3 separate regions of the Homo sapiens genome follow, and all the other regions are linked to region 2. The links are chromatin contacts, found by Hi-C or POLR2A ChIA-PET in ENCODE. All regions are on one chromosome and are shown on one strand. The core of a region is the stretch at or near the end of the contact, and the rest is flanking DNA. Distances in the headings are between cores, read along the strand shown. Region 1 overlaps SPEF2 (sperm flagellar 2). Region 2 overlaps SPEF2 (sperm flagellar 2). Region 3 overlaps CAPSL (calcyphosine like).

Region 1 (2,728 bases), core at 34-2,533, 110 kb after region 2:
ATGATTTAGGAAATAAAGTTAAGACATGAGTCAAATTTTTGGCAGCTACATATGACATGTACATAAGCAAATATCTGTTTTAATTGCAATTTCTAGGTACAATATTTAAAAATTTTAAGCATAATAGCTTATTTGAACAGAACACGGGCTTCTAAAAGCACAAACTCAAAACTGGGAACTGTCAGTTCTTTAAAGGTATAGGGTATGGACATCAATTAAGTATGCTAAGAATATAAACTTTTTGAAGATTAATTTCTGAATAATACATTTGCTTGAACATAATGTTCATTATAATGTTATTGAACATTATATATAATGAACATTATTATGTTCAAGCAAATGTATTACACTATTTGTTCAAGCAAATGTATTATACTATTATACTATCATTCTTTATTTTTAGATCTTTGGTCTCTTCAAGAAATTGTCCTAAATGTTCCCACATACAAGCAAAAAATAAATGTTTCAACTTGTAAAATATATTATCTGGCTTAAATAGTCTATCACAACAGGCAGCGGAACAATGCATCCTGGCTTATCTAAAAGAAACAGTTGTCCACATTTGTCATTATTAAATTTGTTCAGGAGTTTTAATGCAAATGTATTACTTAGAAATTAATACATTTGCTTGAACATAATAATGTTCATTATATATAATGTTCAATAACATTATAATGAACATTATGTTCAATAACATTATAATGAATTATATATAATGTTCAATAACATTATAATGAACATTATGTTCAATAACATTATAATGAACATTATGTTCAAGCAAATGTATTAATTTCTGAGTAATATATTTGCATTAAAACTCCTGAACAAATTTAATAATGACAAACGTGGACAACTGTTTCTTTTAGATAAGCCAGGATGCATTGTTCCGCTGCCTCTTGTGATAGACTATTTAAGCCAGATAATATATTTTACAAGTTGAAACATTTATTTTTTACTTGTATGTAGGAACATTTAGGACAAGTTCTTGAAGAGACCAAAGATCTAAAAATAAAGAATGATAGTATAATAGTTTACAGTATATCCTAAAACCTGTATATGGCATATTTTCCATTATGGTGTCGAAGGGAGCTTGTGAAAACATATTATAAATCCTAAGGTAATTTTCATTTCTAGAAAAACAGCAAAGTCAATACACAAAATAAAGTACATTGCTAGACGCTCACAAACTCCTAACAAAAGTTTACAATTTTCTGCAAAAGAAATGCATCATCTGCTTCAGGATGTGGGTAAGACAAGCATGTTCCTGTGGTAACCATTTCTCATACAAGGAAAATAGCTAAAGAGACAAAAATCTTTGCTAAGCTGCAGCCTACTAGGTCTCCTGATTTGTAAGAGCAACAAGAATAGAGATTGAGCTGTTTAGCAAGTAATTTAGAAATAAACATTCGATGAACCAGTAAAGTCTGTCAAATAAAATGACTTTTAATTTACAATGGAAAGAAATACCTTAACACAGGTTGATACTGTCAAAGCATTTTCTTACATGGCATTATACTTTAGGTGGATGTAATAGGTCTAGTATATTTTACAACCGTACAAAACAAACATCCACATATATCTTTTAAGGTTCTAGTCAATCCTTAATAATAATTCTCTTAGTGCTACAAATACAGATTCATTTAATTAAAATATAGTATACATTTAATTTCTCATAATCTCATATTTTTCCTTATCTTTTAACCACAAGGTTATCTTCTTGTAATATTTACTTGTTAGTGTTATTTTGCACTTTTCTTTGTTCATTGTAATTCATTCATTTTATTCACCCTTTGTCCCACAAACCTTTGTTGAGTATGTACTATCAGTGAATAATTAGGTCAAATAATCTTTTCATAGATTTTTTTCATGTTGCACTTACTGACCTTCCGGGACTCATTTTGTAATTTTTCTAATAAAAAGCCTCACTCCTCATTCCATTGCTGTTGATCCACTCAAAATTTCTATCCAAAAGCTATGATTGTTACACCTTTACTTCTAAGGGTGAGATGGAGTGGGATGGGGAGAGTAGGATGGTGAGGAAAGAAATGGATATGTATTATATGCATCCAACATGAAGTGCACTCAGCTAAGTGTTTAACTCATGTTATTTTAAATGAAGTAGGTATAGTAGCATTCCCTTTCCATTAATTGAAAAATGGAAATCTATTAGCCCTTAATGAACTGGTCACCTAAGGTCACACAGTTAGTAGTTGGCAATTTCAGTAATGTAGCTCTAGTCTGTCTAATCTCAAAGGCTTTACAACAGTTCTTCTAAAAATCACAGTTGGCACCCGATACTTTTTATTTCAATCTTTGAATAAAAGATTGTTTGAATCTATGCTATTCATAAAACCCAGACTTCCTCCTCTTTCATTTTGCCTGTAAAAAAAGTCTATTATTTAGATTGATTACAAAAGAAATACTTTTTAACAATGGTTTTTGAAGCAAAAGTACACAGCCCATACAAAGAAAAATGCTAATAAATAAATTAAAGCATTTTAAAAATTCTGAAATCTGTCTACCCAGACAATTACTATGCTTGATGTTTTTTCAGACCACTCCCCTAAGATTACTAGGAACAATAGATAATAGCTTATGTATAGTTTAAGCATCTAAAAAGTAGTACAAACATACAAATTAAAACAAGGGAAAATGCAAACAAAACATGTCTATTTTTATTAGTAGAAATGAAATAAGGAATATCACAAAATTAATGTTAAAGAAAAAG
Region 2 (2,700 bases), core at 44-2,543:
ACATAACTCACTTTGAATCATCACAATCCCCAAATCCTACCGTATTGTATAGCCTTGTAAATTCTGTGGTAATTACAACTGTTATTCTTGCATATGGGTTAATTCTCCAGCTTGGGTGGGAGGAGGTGGTTCCTCACACAGAGAAAGCCTCCTCTTCTACTCGCCTGGAGTTCATGCAGTTGGAGAAAGAAAAGCAGAGCAGTCTCCTAAACATTTCCCAAACATCATGCTCCTATCCTCACGCTTCTTGTCTACAGAGTTTCCAGCAGCTGTTCCCCTAACTGTAAACATTCTCTGTAGCCTTGCCACAAAATCTCTTTACCCTCTTCAATTTCTCCCTCCAAAGTTTTGCTCCACAGACTTTTCCCTGACCAATTTCAGGGCACACTGATGCTTTGCATTCTTGAGCACTTGAATAACATTCATACTGTGTCCCAGAAAGAACTCAAATAGTTGTTCATATTTCCTTCCTCTTTGCTTGCCTTTTCAAATTAAACTCTCAGCTCCTAGGGCAAATGGTTTCCTTTTACTCTGCTTTTAAAAAAATAAAAATTAAAAAAAAAACAACTCCGTTTCTCCCTCCCTCCCTTCCTTTACTTCCTCTCCCTCCCTTCTTATTTCTCCCATAGTCTGAAAACATTTATCTGTTGACATCTTTGTGTCCCAAGGGTTTCTAGAGTTAATCTTCTGAGACACATGTCAAGTTATAGCTGCTATTTTTTAAAATTTATTTTTAAATTTTTAGTGGAAATATGAGCTCTGGATTTGAGGTTGGATCCAAGAAAGTATTATGATTAGCATCATGGATACTAGGGTCCCTGCTGAAAGATATATTGTAAGTGGATGATAATTTTCAAAATCCACTTCTACCTATTCAAGTGTCCCCAGATGCCTTTAGTTTTTACCTATTAATTGAGTGATTTCCTCCCAGTCACCAGAGTGTAGGATTAAAGCAAACCACATGTCATGTTTAGAATCCACTTACACTTATCTTTTTATTTTATGTGTAAAATAATGGCCTGGATAAAATGAAGAGAAAAAGCAACTCTGAAGAGGGAAGTACATAATAACAGGGCATTGTGGAGCTCGCACCATGTAGAAGAGGGTGCACTCTGTCTGACTAAAGGACTGAAGGAATTTCATGGACTGATTTGTAAAGTCGAGATTTTTTGTACCTGCTGATGGCCATGTTTCCTTCGTGCCCAAATGCTGCCAAATGGCACCTCCGTCCCTCCACAGCTGAAGTGTGGGCTTTTATACCTTGGAGCTGTAAAGCCTGCTCTAGCTGATTTGATGAGCTGACACATCAAAGCGCAAGGTTCACCCAGGCACACACACATACACCAATTTCACCTATTGGGCTTGGCAAGGAAGCTTTCGGACTTAGAGTAATGCTCTTTTTACTAATGATATATGATGTGAATTTCTGGAAATACTGGACTTTTTTAAAAAGTAACATTGTATTAATACTAAAGTCAGTTGACTATGCTACAGGGAAAAGTAATAATTTCCCAATAAGTAGTATATGTTGAAAAGTAAAAGAAATCTGCTTATGAGAGGCAACTTAGTTCAGTGAGAAGGGGCAAGAACTTTGGATCTGCAGAGTTCTGAATGATATATGACCATAGGCAAAAAATCTGCTAAACTCCTCTGTGAGTCAGTATCTAGACCTTTAAAGTGGAGATGATAATCCTATGTGATCTGTCTGAATTACTTGTGCTATCAATCGACAGAACTCATTGAAGAATATCTGGAAGTAGGAAAAGGCTGAATAAAAAAAGCCTGTGCAGATGCTGTAGGTCCATGCTGATAAAATGTGAAAGAGATAAAATTGTTGTGTGCAGAAAACATTTACACATACATATGAACAAACCGACTAATTAATTAAGCAAACATTTTCTAACAGCTTATTTGATTCTGCTTATGGTCTACAAGCACTGAGGGAAAAGGCCAACATAAAAGGGAAATCTTCTACTGCCTGGTCTCCCCTCACAGAAACACAAACTCATAATCTCAATATAAAATCTAAACTAGAAGTATGCACAAAGTCTTTCTGTAAGCTGCCAGGTGGAGTAATACTCAAATATACAAACTTGTCAGCAAGGGTCGGGGAGGACAGGAGAGAGGAATTACCAGGAATGAGGACCACCACACTGCTCAAGCATTATTCACAGTGGGTCCTGCTTGTTTAATTAGGGTCTATGTTGTATGAAACAAATATTTAATAAACTAGAACAAAGCAAGGGCATGTTTTAGTGCCACATGATCCCATAGAGCTGATTTTACTTGTTGGCAAGTGATTTCTGTCCTGGTTAATCTTAACCTTTTTTTGTGCTCTTTTCATGATAATTATTTTTCCTACCTTTAGGTGCCATATCTAAGAACTGATCTCGAAGACTGTCAAGCTGTTCAATGGTCAGGGTACCATCTTCTTCCTTTTCTACAGGTGGAGGACGTATTGATGGGGGAGGATCTGGGAAGACTTTTATATTGCCATTAATGAAGAAGTCTTCTTGGCTTAAATAAAGTTCATTCTGAATTTTTGTAGATGTTTCAATGTGATAGCGAGCTACGTCAGTTAATTTTTCTGTACTGAAAGTGGTAAAATGGATAGCGTTAACCCCATGAAAGATACTATTAGATTAATAAAGTTTGCTTATAAGACATATACACAAAAGTAAACAGATTATATAGCTCTTA
Region 3 (2,700 bases), core at 192-2,691, 120 kb before region 2:
AGGGATAGGATTATTACAGTGGATGTGGAGGGAGTCTCATTCAATGGCTGTCATCCCTGGCCAACAAACAGACAATAGAAACAATAACAAACTAAAAATATCGGGAGTTTGATAATTTTTAATTAAAAAATAATTAGCTGTAAAAAATGTTCCTCAAACTGTCATGGTAAAGTGCACCGTCAAAATGGCTCAGGGTCTCGTGGGTAACTCTTTTAGTTTACTTGCTATTTGCTGTAAAATGATCCACTTACTTTGTTGGAGTATTTCACCAGCCTGCAACTTTTTGAGGACTGAGACTTTATCTTAATTATCTTTGATATTCCCAGTTAAATTACTGTAGTGTGCACAACAATTAACTGGGATGTTTAGATTTTTAAGAAGTAAATTCCACAACCACCTGCTTCAGAGATTCTGATTTAGCAGGTGTGGGGTACAGCCTGTGGGCCTAGGCTTATGACAGACACCCCAGGTTGTCCTGATGCAGGTGGTGTGGACCCACACTGATAAACATTTCCCTGGAACCTCACACAACATGAGAAAGATAGAAAGAGGGCAATAATGATGTGTGAAACTTAATGTAATCCCTTAATGAGGGAATTGAAAAGCAGAGGCTGAGGAATCCAAAGGAGGAGAGGAATAAAGAAGTTCAACAAAGGGGGATGCTAATGGTATCCTAATTTTGACAGAGGCTCTATGCATGTATTGTAGATGTGTATTTACAGTTCAACTATGAGCTGAGTTCAAATGCCTTTCTTTCTACTGCCCTTCCTTATGTTTTTAGTGGGAAGGGGTGGTATGAAAGACAACTGTGGATCCAGTGACTTTTCTTTTCTGGTCACTTATAATTTCAATAGGACCAGTGGGTCAGTCATCTCTTATGATTCTTGGAAGGCATAGGTATGTCCCCAACCGATCATGTCAACCAACATGATTAAATTAGAGTGTACATATTATCTAGACCTGTTAAAAATAAGACTAATAACTGTCTTTTCTCCTTCCCCAAAGGAAAGTAATATAAAATCCCCACACAGATAAACACATTAGTCAATATTTCAAAGAGATGGTCATGGGTGTAGAGTGGAGAGAAGCCAGGATGGGTGGGAGGCATGAAGCAGGGGTAAGCTTTTTATTCACCCTGGGCCTTGAATGAGTTATTTATGTGTTAGAAAAGCATGCAACCCGGGAGCGTTTAACTAGAAATCTGTTTCTTCACCCACAGGAGAGAACTCCATTTTTGGAAAGGGAAAACATCACTTACCCTGACACAAGGACATGACATGTTGTTTCTGACGTGTCACAGAAAGACAGAAATAACTACAGTTGCAGAGCACTTCCTTCTTACTCTGAGTTTCAGTCTCCCTTACCTGAACCGACGGGCTCCCACCCTTAGACAAAAGATGACAACCTATGCGTCACTTTCCATTTAGGTTGGCTTAGAAACTTTCAAGACTTTCTTTCTCTCTTCCTAGGTGCTGTTCTCACACCATCCTCAGCTTCACTTGTTCTTTTGTTTTAGATCAGTTCCTCAGCCATGATCACATACACAAAGAAATCCTCTATTTCCCTTCTATTTACAGGTGCACAAGGTGGGCGCCCATTGACAGAGTGAGAAGCAAAGTTTCGTTTTTGTTTCTAACTTTTCCACTGCAGGTGACCCCTGAGGAGTTCATGAACTACTATGCAGGTGTGAGCGCATCCATTGACACTGATGTGTACTTCATCATCATGATGAGAACCGCCTGGAAGCTTTAAGCACATGACCTGGGGACCAGGCCCTGGGACAGCCATGTGGCTCCAAATGACTAAATGTCAGCTCAAAAACCAGAATCGTATTTGATTTCACACTCATCCTAATGTTTTTTTCTGTGTCAAAATATTGCATTTTCTGGGGCCAAAAAACAGGCAGAAATAAAAGACATTGAGTAGCCAACTGTGAGTTTGCCTTGCCTAAGACTGTTTCCTTTGTTCTAAAATAGGACTTAAATAAAATGAGCTCTGTAAAGCTCCTAGTGCTGTGCTGATACATGCAGGTGTCTAATCAACTTTAGGTTTTATCCCTTGGCCATTAATGAAAGCTTGAGTATTTTAATTAAAACCCTCACCCATGCACCCATAGTTTTTCTTCACCTCCTTTTAGATGATCCTTTTCTAGGTGAGATGATAATATATCTCTTTTTATGACTGATTGTAAGTCTTTAAGTGTTTCAGTCTCATTTGGGGACCAGAAGAAGACCACGTGTTAGCCTCAATTTCTACAAGCAAATCTTGAGTTTCACTGCTTAGGGTTTAGGGAAGCCGCAGTTTGACAAATAGATTCAAAATGATTTATTTAATAGTCATTTTAAAGACTGGTGTGAGTGAGGAGGCTATTTCTTTGAGCAGTAGATCCACGCCTGTTCATGGTACTCCTGTGGCTGAAGTTTTGAAACTGGGCTGGGCGCTCAGATTTTATCTGGGACATCTTGCGCTGTGTGTGGGCAGGCTATTCCAGAAAGCCTTCACCTGGTGGAATGTTTATCTCTCCCCTCTCTGCTTTCTGCCAATTGTGTTGAAATTCCCACCAGCAAGGGCTGGGTGCAGTGGCTCACGCCTGCAATCCCAGTACTTTGGGAGGCTGAGGTGGGTGGATCACCTGAGGTCAGGAGTTCAAGGCCAGCCTGTCCAACATGGTGAAAACCCTGTCTCTACTAAAAATAAAAA

The links. Hi-C counts contacts between places; a loop is a spot of excess contacts on that map. ChIA-PET counts read pairs that join two places held with the same protein, here RNA polymerase II (POLR2A). Pooled maps may share reads with other maps.
Region 1: a loop to region 2 is called in a map of CD4-positive, alpha-beta T cell, with 2.8 times the contacts of the local background. The contact joins two enhancer-like sites. A Hi-C loop is called at or near these places in 6 of 168 maps with a recorded cell type or tissue (CD4-positive, alpha-beta T cell, CD4-positive, alpha-beta memory T cell, CD8-positive, alpha-beta T cell and 1 more) and 10 of 50 pooled maps. POLR2A ChIA-PET finds 5 or more read pairs at or near these places in 9 of 52 experiments (CD4-positive, alpha-beta memory T cell, CD8-positive, alpha-beta memory T cell, activated CD4-positive, alpha-beta memory T cell and 4 more).
Region 3: a loop to region 2 is called in a pooled map, with 3 times the contacts of the local background. The contact joins two enhancer-like sites. A Hi-C loop is called at or near these places in 2 of 168 maps with a recorded cell type or tissue (IMR-90 and sciatic nerve) and 10 of 50 pooled maps. POLR2A ChIA-PET finds 5 or more read pairs at or near these places in 6 of 52 experiments (OCI-LY7, T-cell, activated CD4-positive, alpha-beta T cell and 2 more).

Annotation. Positions count from the first base shown.
Region 1 is chr5:35,670,271-35,672,998 of GRCh38, reverse strand. The region is part of intron 10 of SPEF2 (sperm flagellar 2); the gene reads right to left. Among named protein-coding and RNA genes, the nearest start is that of SPEF2, 54 kb to the right of the region's middle. Within about 2 kb of position 1,283, at least 3 of the 41 ENCODE cell types and tissues checked have a DNase peak (open chromatin) inside an H3K27ac peak, as active enhancers do; they include CD4-positive, alpha-beta T cell and CD8-positive, alpha-beta T cell, where a contact is called at or near this core.
Region 2 is chr5:35,779,009-35,781,708 of GRCh38, reverse strand. It overlaps SPEF2 (sperm flagellar 2), which reads right to left. Exons shown (of 37, transcript NM_024867.4): 30 at 2,363-2,592. Among named protein-coding and RNA genes, the nearest start is that of IL7R, 77 kb to the left of the region's middle. Within about 2 kb of position 1,293, at least 3 of the 41 ENCODE cell types and tissues checked have a DNase peak (open chromatin) inside an H3K27ac peak, as active enhancers do; they include CD4-positive, alpha-beta T cell and CD8-positive, alpha-beta T cell, where a contact is called at or near this core.
Region 3 is chr5:35,903,597-35,906,296 of GRCh38, reverse strand. CAPSL (calcyphosine like) reads left to right here. Exons shown (of 5, transcript NM_001042625.2): 5 at 1,651-2,009. The coding sequence ends at 1,752. Among named protein-coding and RNA genes, the nearest start is that of CAPSL, 34 kb to the left of the region's middle. RefSeq lists an enhancer at 1,603-1,702. Within about 2 kb of position 1,441, at least 2 of the 41 ENCODE cell types and tissues checked have a DNase peak (open chromatin) inside an H3K27ac peak, as active enhancers do.